2 separate regions of the Mus musculus genome follow, and region 1 is linked to region 2. Evidence: chromatin loops called from intact Hi-C (ENCODE). Cell type or tissue: left cerebral cortex. All regions are shown on one strand.

Region 1 (8,000 bases), 290 kb after region 2:
AACTTCCATGCCTGGCACTGGGGTATTTGTAAGATAGTCTTTGGCTCATTTATGTCATATATATATACATGCAAACACATTTACTTATATACACACATTTATACATACATATATATCATATCAGTGAATTATTTGGATAACTGGATATGGATAATTTGGAGTGTTTAAATCTATAGTTACCACATAAAATGTTCCTTAAAGATTTTTTTTAGTACGTGTTAGTATAGTATAGTTAGCAGCATGTTTCATATCCACCCCTTTCTCATAGAATTTGTTGTTATTAGGAAATTAACACAGACAGAAATTATTTTTATTATACACAGTTGAGTAAATGTCGATGAGACTGTGAGATGTTTTGTCACCTTGGAATCTTCAAAGGATCTTTGGTTATTCTAGAATGCTTATCATAATCAAAGCCAATGTAGCCAGAGGCAGCCCGTCAAGGGGAGCAAGCTCAGCCTACGAACCACCATCACACCTCCTCACACCACTCTGACGTTCATTTCCATCCCTTCATTTCCTTCCAGGCTATGTGTGGAGGATGCCCTTCTCTGCTAAGTATGTCTCTGGAGATGCCATACTTTCTCTCCCCCTCATCTCTGATGTCATCCCCAGTGGCTCTAGGGAGTGAGGGAGGAAAATGACTCATCCACCATGCTCCTGAATGGGAACCAAAGTCACAAAAGCCATAGAGATGGTGGCAGCAAAAAGTGCAAGGAGAGTGGAGGAGAAGTGTTAAGAAGGAAGTATTTGCATGTGTTGCCAGATCTCATCCTCTCGGTCCTCATGTCGTTGGACGATGGTGCAATGGAATGAGCAGACATACTTGCTTTGGAGTCAGCTCTGGCTGAGACATCTGACAGAATTCTAAAGCATCAATGAGCCTCTTTGGTTTGGGTTTAGGATTTCTTTCTTTCTTTTTTCTTTTTCTTTTTTAATATAGTGTATCAAGCGGAAAAAAATACCAGAGACTCACATCCAGATAAGATAAGCTTATGCGGAAATTAAAGAATTTCACACGAGGCATCTCCTCGGAGAGTTAGTTGCTTGCTTAGACATACACAGGGCATGCCTCTCTACTGGGCAGGTCTACTGAGAGTAACACAGGGTCGTTTTGATTTGAATTTTTCCTGGCGGTCCTGTGAAGGCTTGATGCCCCAGTATAGGGGAAGGTGAGTGTAGGGAGGTGGGGGCGGGTGGGTGGGTGAGGAGCACCTTCATAGAAGCAGGTTAAGGGGGAGTTGGGTAGTGGGTTTGCAGAGGGGAAACTGGAAAAGTTACATTTGAAATGTAAACAAACAAGATAGTCAATTTAAAAGAGAGAGAGAGTAACACAAAAGCAAACAGGAGAGTCACTAAAGAAAGGAGTATCGGAGCAAAAAGGAAGGAGACAGCACAAAGTGCTCAGCAAATGTCCTGCCTTCCTTAGGGTGGCTGTCCGTACTTAACTCCGAGGTGAACAATGGATTTCTGAGATCAGAACATTCTAGACATGAAACAGGAATTACTTACTTATGCCCCTCGCCCACCCACTCTCCCCAAGTACATATCCTCTGGTTTTCATTTTTGTAGACATACAGGTCATTGACTTCCTGGCAGCAGATCGCTAAGACTTTCTTATTATTACCTATAATCTAATTGCTATGAGTACCACTAAACACGAAGTTAATGATGTTCACGCAACCCAGTACAGCTATAGAAAACAGCTTCACTGGACTGCTGAAAAGAAACCCATCTGCTTGAAAATCCATTCTAGCATAATAAGTAAAAAAACTTGGAAAATGTCACTACCTCTGTCTTTGATGGTGAATCCCCTCTACAAAAGGCTAACTTCATTCATCACTGCTTTCAAGTTCACAAGTGCCTTTTCCCAATCTTGTTTCTACCTTGCTGCATCCACATGTACTAATAATGAGGTGGGAAAATCTTCTATCTTCAGGTAGGTTGGAATGTCAAATGATTGGAAGACACATAGCTTTCGATACTGAGCAATAATATGCTTGTGTGTGTGTGCAGGTGTGCTTGTATGTGTGAGCGTGTGTGTGTGTGTGTGCATATGTGTGTGTTTGTGTGTGTGCATGTATGTGTTTGTGTGTGTGCATGTGTGTGCATTTGTGTGCATGTATGTCTATGCGTGTATGTCTGTGTATGTGTGTGTGTGTGTGTGTGTGTGTGTGTGTGTGTGTGTGTGTACATATGTGTTGCTAATAAGCCCAAATAAAGTAGAGTCCTATATTCTAAACTATAGGGTATTCTATAAGAATGGAAAGTTTGAATTATAGCTTAACTAGTAAGTATCTAAATTTCTATAGACTTAATGTTTATTCCTCTTTAAAATCTTCATGGTAATATCTGGTCCCAAAGTAAAGGTGGAGGTGTGATAAAGCCTTCCCCTGCAACAGTTTAGTGCTTTACAAAAATGACCTACATTCCTCCTGCCATGTGAGGCAGAGAGAGAAGATTGTCTATGAGCAGCAAGACATGTCATCTGCTAACACAGTATCAGACTCCTTACCCTCTAGATATTAGAAATAAATTTCCGTTCCTTATAAATGAAAGCTTATGATGTTCAGTGACAGTAGTATAAACTGGTTGAAAAAGAAAACGCTTGCCTAATTATCCTGTAGAATAAATCTCTGCATAATCACTGTATTAATTAGGGTTTCTATTGCTGTGATGAAACACCACAACCAAAAGCAACTTTGGGTGGGGGGGTTCATTTCACTGATATGTCTAGGTAACAGTCCCTCACTAGAGAAGTCAGGGCAGGAACCCAAGCATAGCAAAATTGTGAAGATTGGAGCTAAAACTGAGGCCCCAGAGGACTGCTATTTGCTCTCTTACTCCTCCTAAGGCATGGTTTGAGCAGTCTGTTTTAACATAGCACCTGGGACCACCAACCCAAAGGTGGCACCATACACAGTATGTGTTCTTCCACATCGATCAGTAAGTAAGAAAATGCCCTACAGACTTGCCTGCCTACGCCTGATCTTGTGGAGGTAATTTCTCAGTTGGGGTTCCCTCTGGTCAGAGGACTCTAGCTTGTGTCAAGTTGACATAAACCTAGCCAGCATAACCACCATAATGGGAACACCATGGAGTCTTCTTGTACAGTTGGCAACACCTCTCACAATATTTCCTCAGTGTTCTCTGCAACTTTCAACAACAGCACCCCTTTGAATTATGGAAAGGATAGAAAGGGAGAGGGAAACTTTGGGTCTCACTTAAGTGACTGGAGTCCGCCTCATCCTCTGTGATTCACCCAGATCTGAAGCAATGGGATGATACTGTGTGTCTGCACACTTCGAGTTGTGACGTGCTATTATCTCCCTGCTTATGTAATCGTAAAAGCCCAGATGAAGCCTCACCTCCTCCTCCCCAGATTCTTCCCTGCATGGCCCATTTGGACGTGACAGGGCCCTTCCCTCACATCCTGTAGCATATGTGCCAATATCCTAATTTAGGTATAATTTCTCTATCATAAAACTTTCTCAAATTATCTCTCTGCCCTCTTAACTACACAGAACTAAGCTGCGTGTAACAATCAAATCCAGGTCTCTCATGCAGTACTGCAAACATTAGGAGCTAGGCAATTCTTTACTGTAGGAGCCTGTTGTCCATAGTGCAGGATGCTTAAGGGATTCTTGATGTCTGCTCTCTAGATGCCCATAACACCCTCAGATGTGGCAAAACAAACAACCAAAAGAATCAAACCAAAAAACCCAAACAAGCAAACAACAACAAAATAATTTCCATAATTGCCAAATGTCTCCTGGTAGTTAACACAGCTCTTAGCTAAGAACCACGGATCTACCTTGATATTGAAATATTTCTTAATATCAGTGATTTAAAGATGAATTTATCTGTGACAGCTGGTTTTATCAATTATGTTTCCACACTAAAATAGTGCAAACTGGTTGGCCACACACCTTTTCAGGTGACTGTGACTGTGAGGGCCTTGGGAAAAACACCCCAGCTCAAATCCCTGGGAAACATTCCGGTTCTTTCTTCAGCTCTTCTAAAGTAGTAAAGAAGGGAAACCAACCAGGGTAAGGATGACAAATGTCCTCTGACAATCTACAGTGCAGATATAAAGATTCTGGGGATGACTAATCAGATGAAGCAGTTGGTGGAGGCTGGAGAGGTGGCTCAGCAGTGCTACTGCTCTTACACAGGATATGAGTTCAAATTCCATCAACATAGGTACAAATTCTCATATTCTCATTCTCTCTCTCTCTCTCTCTCTCTCTCTCTCTCTCTCACACACACACACACACACATTAAGCATAAATAAATATTTGTTTTAAAGAACAGTTGTTGACAGCAGCTTCTTCAGAGTGTTGTCACAGCTGGCCCCCAGATTCTGCTCTGCCATTCCTCTGACCTCTGCCTCTGCAGCTATCTTATAGTTACTGCTTCACTCCAGTGTCAAACTCACCCCACACAGAGAACAGGCTTGGACTCCATCATCAATGATGAAATACCACACCGTGAGATGACTTTACCTGTGGTTGGTTTCTGAGCTCAGTCCTTCTCTTATATATTCTAGAACTGAATACTGGTGAAAACCCCAGTACTGGCATAAATGGTGTATCACCCACTAGTGACCTGGATAATGATGGAGGTCCAGGAAATCTGTTGGGCCCTTTGTGAGGGATACATGACCCTGCTTCAGCACTAAGGTCAGAGTCAGCAAGTTATTAGCTTTATCTCACTCTGGAGCTCCAGGCTCCCTGAGCCCCAGGAATGTTTCCACATTCTATTCATAGTGCCCTTCTGTCTGGACACTGCAAACTAACTACATCCCACCAGTTCATCCCTATTCTTAAACACCACAAGAAAGTAGGTCGGCTTGCTGTGGTGTTTCAATTGTAAAGCAGCCTCTAAGACTTTGTAAAGAAGACAAAATGCTTCTTGGGAGGGTAATTATTTCCTAAAGAAGGTACAAGCTCTGCCTTTACCAACCAAATCATTCCATGAACACAAAATTTAAATAGCCATTTGATCTTATTTGCTGAAATTAAGAGGGGGTGATGCTTATCCTTTCTTATTGGATATTTTATTTATTTACATTTCAAATGTTATCCCCCTTCCTGGTAACCCTTCCGGAGCCATCTTATCCCACTTGTCTCCTACCCCTGCTTCTATGAGGGTGCTTACTCAGCTATTAAAAATAATGACTTCACTTAGGCAAATGTATGGAAATAGAAACTATCACACATGGTATGTTGCAGAAAATATTTAAAAAGGCAAGTTCCCACAATACATCCTGCTACTCTCAGCCCTGGTTTTCTGGCCAGTTCTTATCTCATGGAGACCCTCTGACTCAGAGCTCCAAAATCTCTCCACCCAGCTTGCTAGGTTCCCACTAGTGGGTCATTACCATGCCAGCCCCATGCTTCAGAAACCCCCATGGCCTTTGTGGTGCACATCTGGCAATCCCATGCTTTGCCCCTGTACCTTTCTCTCTGGAACCCAGTCGAACTGCCTCATGAAGGAAAGTACCACACAAACTTAGTTCACAAACAATGGTAACTCAATTGCTGGGCACAAGAAGTAGAATTCTAATCTTGCAAGCCATTTTAATTCTAAATCCTCTGTTGGCGAATCCTGGTAGATTCAGCATTTAAACCAGGAAACACTAGTAGTTACATCTTGCCCTCTCACTATTCCCATCCAAAAAGGCCCTAACTCTCTCCTGCTTCCTCTCTTCCCCAGTCCAACCGGGAAGCCCCGCCTACTCACCCAGTGATTGATTCCGGAGTCACCTGAGTATTTGACTCATTCCTCCTTCCAAACAACCCCTCCTGGGAAATCAGAATTAACATAAAAATTCAACAGCACCAGGGCAATCCACAACAATGTATGCACTCACTGATAAGAGGATATTAGCCCAAAATACCCAAGATACAATTCACAGACCATATGAAGAAGCTCAAGAAGAATGAAGACCAAAGTGTGGATGTTTCAGTCCATCTTAGAAGGAGGAGCAAAATACTCAAGGCAGGGAGAGGGTGAGAGGGACTTGGGAGGAATATAGGAGGGGAGGAAAGGGGGGAGGATCAGGTATGTGAGGAGACAGGGATGATGTACAGAGGATCAGGAATTTGAACAGAGGTGTGTAGCAATGGGGGATGGGGAACTGGAGGTAGCCACCAGCAAGTCCCAGATGCCAGGAAAGCAAGAGGATCCCAGGACCCAACTGGAATGAGATTAGCTGAAATGCCCCACAAAGGGGAGGGAGAAGCTGTCAAGATCATATCCAGAAGTAGGCAAGGCCCCCGGTTGGGGGATGGGGTCACCCACTCATCTCCAAATTTTTGTTCCAGAATTGCTCCTGTCTAAAGGAAATATGGAGACAAAACGTGGAGCAGAGAGTGAAGGAAAGTCGATGCTTATCTTAATCACCACTTTAAGGTAGGCTGGAAAAGGCCAGGACCTTACATGTGATATTTTTCCATATGTCTTTTTTCTCTTGTCTTTCCTTTTTGAGATTATAATATAATTGCATCCTTTCTCCCCCTCCTGCCTCCAAACCTTTCCTATACACTTCACATCTTTTGTACAGAGAATATCTTATGTCTGCATGAATGTGGCACCTGTCAATAATAAATCTGATGGCCTATGACTTAGGCAGAAAGTAGAAGGTAGAACATCCAGGAGGCATAAAGAGTTCTTCATGAAGCAAGGCACAGGAGATTCACCCAGGAAGATGTGACAAGACAGACACATGGTACCTGAGCACAGGTAACCAGCCATGTGGCAGAATGCAGATTAGAACAAATGTGTTAATATAAGTTACTATCTAATCAGAGAAGAGTCTACCTGTATGGCTGAGATATTTGTAAATATATTTTGAGTATAAGTCTTATTTCTTGAAGTATGGGCTAGGAGGCAAAGTCAGACCAAACTTCTACATCTCTTTCACATTCATGGCCTCATTTTTAAAATCAACTATTATGTGCACATAAATGTGTATGTATATACATATGCATTCTCCTAAGCTTAGTCTGTGTAATGTTACTTGTATGTTTTCAGGGATGGCCATTTGATGTTGGATAACCAGTTGGTGTGCTCCTTCCTGGGGAAGAGTACTTCTATCTCTGTCGGCATTTCGTATTTTTCTGTAATTCTTTGTGTATGATTTAGGCCTCACTGCCTTTCCTCTGTCATTTTGGGTCATCTATTGTTCTCACCCTTGTTCAGCTCATGTTTAGTCATGTTGGTGAGACTTTATGGATGTAGTTTCTGATTTTACTAGAAAACACAGTCTCGCAGGAAATTCCCAGATCTTCTGACTCATACAATCTTCCACCTGGGTAGAATGTGTATTTCTTGGATTGTGGGTAGAATATCTGTAGGTACCTCTTAAGTCCTATTGATGCATGATGTCAAGTAATGCTAATGTTTCTCTTTATTTTTTCTCCAAATGACCTGTGTATTGAAGAATGAGTTATGGAAAACACTTCCTATTGATGGATGAGGCTATGCTGTATCTTTAATTCAGTAGTAGTTTTTTTTAATTAAATTGGTTCCCCCAGAATTTGGTGCACATATATTTATAAGGCCTTCTTTGTTAACTGTTCACTTGATTCAAAAGAAGTATCCCTCTCTTCTGATTAGTTTAGATTTGGAGTCTACATTGTCAGATATTAGGATAGCAGCACCTTCCTGCTTCCTAATCTCATTTGATCGGAGTTCTCTGGTCCGACCTTTTTTTTTTTTTTTTCCATTTTTTATTAGGTATTTAGCTCATTTACATTTCCAATGCTATACCAAAAGTCCCCCATATCCACCCACCCCCACTCCCCTGCCCACCCACTCCCCCTTTTTGGCCCTGGTATTCCCCTGTACTGGGGCATATAAAGTTTGCAAGTCCAATGGGCCTCTCTTTCCAGTGATGGCCGACTAGGCCATCTTTTGATACATATGCAGCTAGAGTCAAGAGCTCCGGGGTATTGGTTAGTTCATAATGTTGTTCCACCTATAGGGTTGCAGAT
Region 2 (8,000 bases):
ATTAGAAATAAATCCTAGAGACTGCCTTAAAACATTTCTTATGTTAGTAATAAGAGCTTGTGCCACAAACAGGATTTATTTGCATGCTCTGAGTAGAAAGGTATGCAAAAACAAAATTCTTTTTCAAAGGTGAGGGTAAGGTTGGTGAGATGGCTGAATAGGTAACAATGGCTTGCTGCCAAACTTGATTATTTGAGCTCTATTCCTTGACTCCTGTTGTGGGAAGAAACAAACTGAGTCCTCCATGCTATTCTCTGACCGACATACACAAGCCATACATGCACATACTTGAGTACAACATACACATACATGCTCATCCACATGTAATGGAGACAATTTTTATATGCTCAGCATGGTGATCATTTATGCAGCCTAGTGTCTCTTTCCCTTTTATTCTCTGTCTACCAAAGGCTATTAATAGGAATAGCCATTTTCAAAGTGCTGTAGAGTCTCTGTATCATTGTATTCATATTAAAGACTTTATTTGGCAAATCATCACTGAATTCAAAACCATCTCGACCATTGAAATTGATCTCCATCTACTACCCCTCCTGAATATAAATTTTAAATATATAATATAAATATAAATTGTAAATGTAAACTTATAACTGAGCTAATCATATAGCCAGAATGAACTATTTCCAAGTTACTCCCAAGTCTGGACTTTAGAGAGTCCTGGGACAGGGAGGCAGAGCGTGTGGAGGGTATTTCATGAAAAGCCTGTGTGCTGCATCTGAGTGGAATGCTTCGTTAACATTTAACATTCCAGGAATATTCAGCCTTTGCTGAATACCAAGCAACACATGACCACTATGTCCACAGACTCTCTCTTCCGTGCATCTTAGTTAACTTACATTGTTAGAATGGATGTCAGTTACAAAGGAGGCCAACCTTAGGAAATATTAAATTTTTCTCATTGTATTTGTGAGATTGAGAAAAAAATGTTTTAGATACCAAGCCGTGTAGTAATTGTGAAATTGGCTTTCACAATACCTGTCTGACATCATTCAGCACAGTACAATGTTAAGAAACAATTATAATTCAAAGAGGAACACTGCTAACTCCTATCAGCACTTATGAAAAACATGGGCGCTGCTTATTGGAAAGCGCTTAATGAATAATGGCTTCTGGGAATTAATGAATACAAATAAAAAGTGTTCTCATATTTTGAAGGTTTTAGGGTAAGTCAAATTGAAAGCATTTCTATGATGAACTCATAATGAAATTGTATTCAATGTTTTCCAGCATATCACAGTTATTGTGCTAAGAAGCATAAATACATTTGAAGATTCCAGAAGAAGAGAATATTGCAAAACAATCATTTAAAATTGCTCAAGACCAGCCTGCTCTTGGCAATTGGAAAATACCTCATTATGGTAACCTCAAGAAATCCCAACACAAAGTATGTCAGAGACCCATAGAAACTCTCTTCCCAGGAGAGTCCCTAAAGCTCAGAGCTACATGTTGATGCCCTCGTTATTTCCAAGCTACCCACAGTGTGGAACACTGTTCCCTTGAGGAATAAGATATACAGCAGGGACTGTACATACACTACTGTGGATTTTCTGTCACCAGCTTCTATTACTCCCCTTTGTATGCCCGATCAGTAAATGTTTTAAGTAAAGTATCGCTTCAAAACACCATTTTGAGGGAGAGATGGGGGGGGGGGGAGGATAACCAGGAATGGAATTTCACAGTTGATATCACACTACTTAGAAGGCTTACACCACATGATTGTACAAGTTCAAAGCCAAATTGAACTCTACAGCAAGGACTTGCCTGAAAAAAATATAAAGCAAGAGAAAAACAAACAAAATAACAAACAAACCCATCCATTTTCTGTTTTGCAATGAGACTTGATAAATGTATGGTGTTTGAAACCTAATATATTTATTTCAATCTTAACTCTCAGATTTAAGGTCTTTGAGCCCTTTTATGTTTTTAACTGAACATTTACATGACTTATTTTTATGTCATATAATTTTTAAGATACAAAATAATTACAGAATTCTCCCCTTTCCTCCCTCCAACCCTCTCATGCACACTAAGTTGCTCTCTTTCAAATTTATGCTGTTTTCAATAACTGTTGTTGCATTCATAGATGTATGACAGAGATATATAGTCCTAACGATAAACTGATCAGTCTGTATAATGCTACTTGTATGTGCATATTCAGGACTGTCCTTATATTTAGACATTTCACTGAATTAAAAAGCAAACAAATAGGCCGGCCGTGGTGGTGTATGCCTTTAATCCCAGCACTCGGGAGGCAGAGGCAGAAAGATTTCTGAGTTTAAGGCCAGCCTGGTCTACAAAGTGAGTTCCAGGACAGCCAGGGCTATACAGAGAAACCCTGTCTCGAAAAAAAAAAAAAAAAAAAAAAAAGCAAACAAATGAACAAACAAAACAATCTGTTATTACAAATGTTTGTTTGAATACAATTTTTTGTTTGTTTTAATATGATTTTTTTCTGTTTGTTTTTTAATGGTTCTGATGTGCAGGTGTTTAGAAATGACAACAAAATTATTAATTCCTAACTCCTTTATCTTTACAGTGTTATTGTGGCTATTGTGCCCAGAATTTTTACATTTCCGTTACATAACCTTCCCTTGAATAACAAACTTCATAATGATCAAAACAACCTTCAATAGCAGCCTTCAAAACAGCATAATGAAGATTCCCACACTTGTCTTTGGAAAACTAGAAGAGGGCAATCTATACTTTGTTTGTTCAACAGTCAAGTGCATCAACACTTTTATTCTTGCTAAATCCTGCAGAAGCTGGGATCATGGTGGCCACAGATAACTACAGTTGTTCCACCATAAGTGCCCAGTGCTCACATTTTGTAAGGGGTGAGAATACTGGGCACACTTGAGGATCTGTGTGCTGCAAGCAATACTCTGCAAAGGCTTCATTAGTTAGAGTCAAGTGGTACTTCTCAAATCCACCAGCAGTGAGGTGAAGACTGTTTACTGTCTGAGATAACAGGAAAAGCCCTGCAATTGAACAGCCAAAAGCATCTATTTCAAAACAAACTCCCTCTATCCATCCCTCCAGGGAGGATTAAAAAGAAAACAAAAACAAAAGCAAAAACAATAGCCTGTGGTGCCTGAGGAAGCTCTGAGGTGAAGAGAGGCTTGTTTATTTGATCCTGGTCCTGAAGAACAGGACACAGTATGTGCTGGATCTTTCTAAACCTACCAGGCTGCAGATGATAACAAGGTGTTTTGAAAGTGAATGAGACCTGGATAAACTTCTTTAAACAAAACAAAACCCTTGAGCAGCTGTCATCAATGCATCCTGCAAACTGGCCACTCTTCTCACTTATTTAAAAAATTATGGTTTTAATTGATACAGAATTACATCACTTCTCCCCTCCAGGTTTCCACTCCAGGCTCTCCCAAGTATCCTCACTTCATCCCCTCCCATACATTTAGGTTGATGAGCTCCTGTTTTCTATGGTTAATATTGTCACACACGTATGTATGCACCTATATAAAAATTCAACCTGCCGAGTCTGCTGCTGTTTGGTTCCTGTGTATACAGCATCAGGGCTGACCATTCTGCATTGAACGACTGATAAGGAAGCTCAGCTCTGGGAAAGACTAATTCTCCTTTTTCCACTATCACTTGCCTAGAGTCCTTTGTCTAGGCGTGGGAACCTGTAGGACCACCCCCAACCCTCTTCCAGTTAGCAAATCCATCTACCGTGCCATTGTTCTGGTCAACTTATGCAGCCATTTCTAGGAGAGATTGTTTCCCAGCAGGTTTCCTGGTATTCTGGCTGTTTCCATGTTTCTTGAGCCATAGATGTAGGAGTTGTGATGTAGATGTACCAGTTTCCATTTGTTAAGAGGTCAGGCTTTGTGACAGAATCTGTCCCCTTTCTTGTTTAACCCTTTGGTCTTTCATACCTACAGATTGACAAATTGACAGTCTTTGCCTTGGCGAGTCTAAAACTCTGGGTCAAAGCTCTCATTATGAGGACACTGAAGTGTTCTTACACTTTGAACAAGAATACCCCACTTTGCGAACATGCCTGCCGATACACACGCCCAAATGCCACCGAATCCTGACAGTCATTTCCTTCTTCCAGTACCACCTGTTCTCTGAGCACTCGCCCACAAGCTGCTAAAATCCTCCCTCCTGCCACCTCAGCCACACGCCAACATGAACTGCCTACCACCCCCATCCTCAGCCTCCAAACCATGATGTGGAATAAAGAAACAGATGCACAAAACCGAGGTGGCAAAGGGGCTCAGGACAGGTAGCCAGAAGTCATCACCCGAATCTAAACAAATCACAAGATTTGTATCTGGTGTCATTGTGATATTAATCACAACTCTCATTATTAAGGAGAAGCTCAGGCTAAGATGTATTTATTGATCAGACAGCAAAAACAAAGCTTATACCTTCCCATACTTCATTCGAAAAGCCCATGTCCCTCTGTTCCATTTAATTCTGAGGAGGACTTTTCATATAAGGGATAACTGAACCAGCTCCTTAATTTAGATAGTCCTGCTTTGATTAAAGCTAAAAACCTATGCTCTTTTTGATGAATATAGTAAGTTATTCCTCTGTCCCTTGAACAACTATTTATTTGTCGAATGCCAAGCATGGAGAGGCCACAGTGTTAATAGGGAGATGATCACTTTTCAGATAATGACATTTCCAAGATTTTTATTGGCTTTCTTTCAGTGATAGACTTAATAAAACCGTAATTCAAATTCAAGAGCTACCACAAGTCTTTGTTTCTCCAAGTCCTTAATATGGGGCTGGTTCTCAAGTCATGCGTGACTAAAGACTGAGTGAATAAGTTCATGGGTAAAGACAGAAATATATAAGTGAATAGACAGGTCTGTGAACATATAAGCAGAGAGGGCTTTCACAGAGGATACACCTAATGTTGGTAGAAAGTGAGAAAACTGTCGCTCTGGTTAGTCCCTTTGATTCCTCTTCCCGAGACTGCTTATAAAACTAACTCATTCACCCAAATACAGCTTGATAATTTGAAATTTAACCACAGGCCTTCCTAACAGCACACTTGGGAATTCATACTTTGGGTTCTCTGATGTGGGCTGAGGTTTTCACTGGGGACTAGGAACTCACACACATTCTTTACCACAGCCACAGCATAACCTAACAGGAAGAAAATGGACCTGGAACATGGTGCTGTAAAGTGCTAGCTGGATTTCATGAGTTTGAGTATTTCAGGAACAAAACTGTAGCTATTCTGTGCCTTTCAGGATATTCTAATGGGTTGGAATCCACTGAGTAAGAGTACACCAGCTGTCTCCTTGTTTAAATTTAAAGGACACAAGATCTTCTATTCAAGGAAACAAAAAATTCAAAAGCATTACTAGGACTTTTCTATCTACAGTTGTCACTGAGTTCAAAATAGCCCATTCCCCAAGTGCCTCTTTGGAAATTTCACCCATTATAGTTAATAATTTGAAAACTTATCATAAAGCTTACTGGCTATAAACCATTAATTGGAATTATCAGAATTCAAGTAGAAAGCTACTTTTTCTCCTTTTCTTGAGTGAACTGAGTCCCTTGGGAAGTCAATTAAGAAAATGAAAATTACACACACACACACATACACACACACACACACACACATATGTTATTTTTCTCGAAAATAATTTTAAAACCTCATAAATGCAAATATTAACTTCCAATTGAGAGTTTTTCCTAACTGATATTAAAATGATGAGAAAAATTTTGAAAAGCATTTCAGCAATGACTCGAGCAGCAAGTGAATAAAATACTGTCTCTCCCTTGAATCTTTGAAACCACTAAAAATACACAAGTAGATTTTATCACATCTTTATTCATATTTACTCCTATGGGGGTTTACAAAACTGATATACCAACCATTTGAAAACACCTTCTACATTAATAATAATAATAGTTACCAGTAACCAACTCACATTAGAAGTATAGATAGATAGATACAGAGAGAGAGAGAGAGAGAGAGAGAGAGAGAGAGAGAGAGAGAGAGAGAGAGAGAGAGAGAGAGAATACATGCTCAGGAGCTATCTAGGCATATATATATATATTGAGAGAGAAAGAGAGAGAGAGAGAGAGAGAGAGAGAGATCTGTAGAGGAGCGGTTCTGATGCTTTGATTTAATTGGGAATCTCTGTTTACTGATGCTGAAGGTCCTTACCCCCATAGTTCCTAATCAATCAATAAAGATGCCAGTGGCCAATGGATGGGCAGAAAGAAAGAGGCGGGACTTTCAGGTTCCCGCAGGTTAGGAGAGAGGAAAAGAGGAATACTTGGAAGAGAGACCATAACAGACTCAGAGCTGTAGGGGAGGTCTTCCAAAATGTGGGCAGAAAAGAAAAGAGGTCCACGGAAGAACAGCCCGAAAGAGTCTTGGGCAGCAAGACCAATGCACTTCACAGAAAGTAACCTGACAACTAAGTTAGCAGCAGAAGGCTTAGAAGAGACCAGCCACAGAGCCAATAAGGTAGTTTGAAAATGAGATTGTGTGTGTGTGTGTGTGTGTGTGTGTGTGTGTGTGTGTGTGCGCGTGTGTGTGTATGTATGTGTGTGTGTGTGTGTGTGTGTGTGTGTGTGTGTGTCTTTCATCTGCTGATCCTAGATAGCTCCTGGGCAGGTATACTCCTGAGACCAGCTAGGAGCACAAAGTGGAACAACCAATAAACTCCCACTACAGAAGTTTCTACTGAGTCCTTCCACAGTCTTTGATGAAGCTATGATCACAAAACCCCCTTTTAAGGATAAAAACATTGAGTCATGCATAGGTAGCCAAGTTACTTGCCCAAAGAAACACCAAGTGCTGATGAAACATGGGCCAAGTGCCATGGCGTCTAGCTCCTATAGATTGATTATGTTGATTTTAAATCACCAATTAAGGCTACCAGAAAACGTTAGTTATGGCCCATAATATCCAACACAATGCACATTACGGTTACTGATTTCAACTAATTTCTTTCTTTAATTACCTAATGACTATGATTCTTACTTGCCTGGTAGCAGAGAAATCACACCCAGTCACATTTAGATACCTGCCAACCAACAGCCCTAGAGCTGGAAGAAGAGAATCAGTGTCAGCTGATTCACTAACTAAAGTTCCTTATATCAAAGCTGTGACTCAATTCTTTAACGCTCATTTTAAAAATCACTTAAACTCAAGTAGTCTTTAACATGCTATCAGGTTTAAATTCCTAGAATTCGGGACTCTCTTGATAGAGTTTTCTCTCTCCTTGATAGTGACTCAGCTAATGAAGAAGCAGTCCTGTGATTTAGCCGAGTTTCCTAAGGTAAAGTGAATATTTTTAAAGCTGAATCACAAAGCAAATCCAGGCAAAAGACTTATCTAAAACCCACAGAAAACATTTCACTGGTTTCCTGGTCTGAAAAATATGACTGAAAAACTTATATCTTAACTCTTATTCTACTAACATGCCTTTTAATTGTGAATAATTCCCACAAAGAAGAAATTACTTTTACTGATACATAGTTTTGTCAGATAGATATAATTATTGAGGGTAACTAGTTAAATGTGAATTTCAGAAAAACTAAACGTGGCATGTTGATATGGTCTGTAAAGGGATACAAGGTTTTAATATAAGGATTATATAATGTTTTAATATACATTAGTATTTTGAGACCTAATAAGATTAGTCAAATGTAAATGAAGAAAATACCTAATAAAAATTGGAAAAAGTTAAAAAAAAAAGACTAGTTAATTATTTTACCTGGCACCTTATTAATAACCTGAAGCATCCATGTGCTGAAGAAACACAAACCAAGAGAAAATAATTACGAGCTACTGAGCATGCATCTGTAAAATGCTAGCCAAGATATCACTTAGTTTTCATTTCTCATATGTTTGTTCCCAACACCGAATTAATTTTTGTATTTATTTTATATTTAATGTTTTTATATTTATTGTCATATTTATCATAGTCATGGGGAAATGAATAGGATGCATTTCTGAATACTATTTAAATATGATATGGGGA

Evidence for each region. Peaks named below come from ENCODE experiments on the same cell type or tissue, not always from the same donor. Only the 100,000 strongest peaks of a DNase experiment are listed, where the experiment ranks them.
Region 1: a loop joins it to region 2, with 8 times the contacts of the local background. A loop is called at or near these places in 2 of 42 quality-filtered maps.

What each region holds. Positions count from the first base shown.
Region 1 is chr1:22,939,410-22,947,409 of GRCm38, forward strand. No RefSeq gene overlaps it. Among named protein-coding and RNA genes, the nearest start is that of Gm7759, 45 kb to the left of the region's middle. In left cerebral cortex, no CTCF peak of the experiment used is centred here; DNase peaks (open chromatin) are centred at 620, 3,385, 4,075, 4,757 and 1 more place; H3K27ac peaks cover 1,284 bases.
Region 2 is chr1:22,650,997-22,658,996 of GRCm38, forward strand. The region is part of intron 2 of Rims1 (regulating synaptic membrane exocytosis 1); the gene reads right to left. Among named protein-coding and RNA genes, the nearest start is that of Rims1, 150 kb to the right of the region's middle. In left cerebral cortex, no CTCF peak of the experiment used is centred here; DNase peaks (open chromatin) are centred at 4,107 and 5,193; H3K27ac peaks cover 2,600 bases.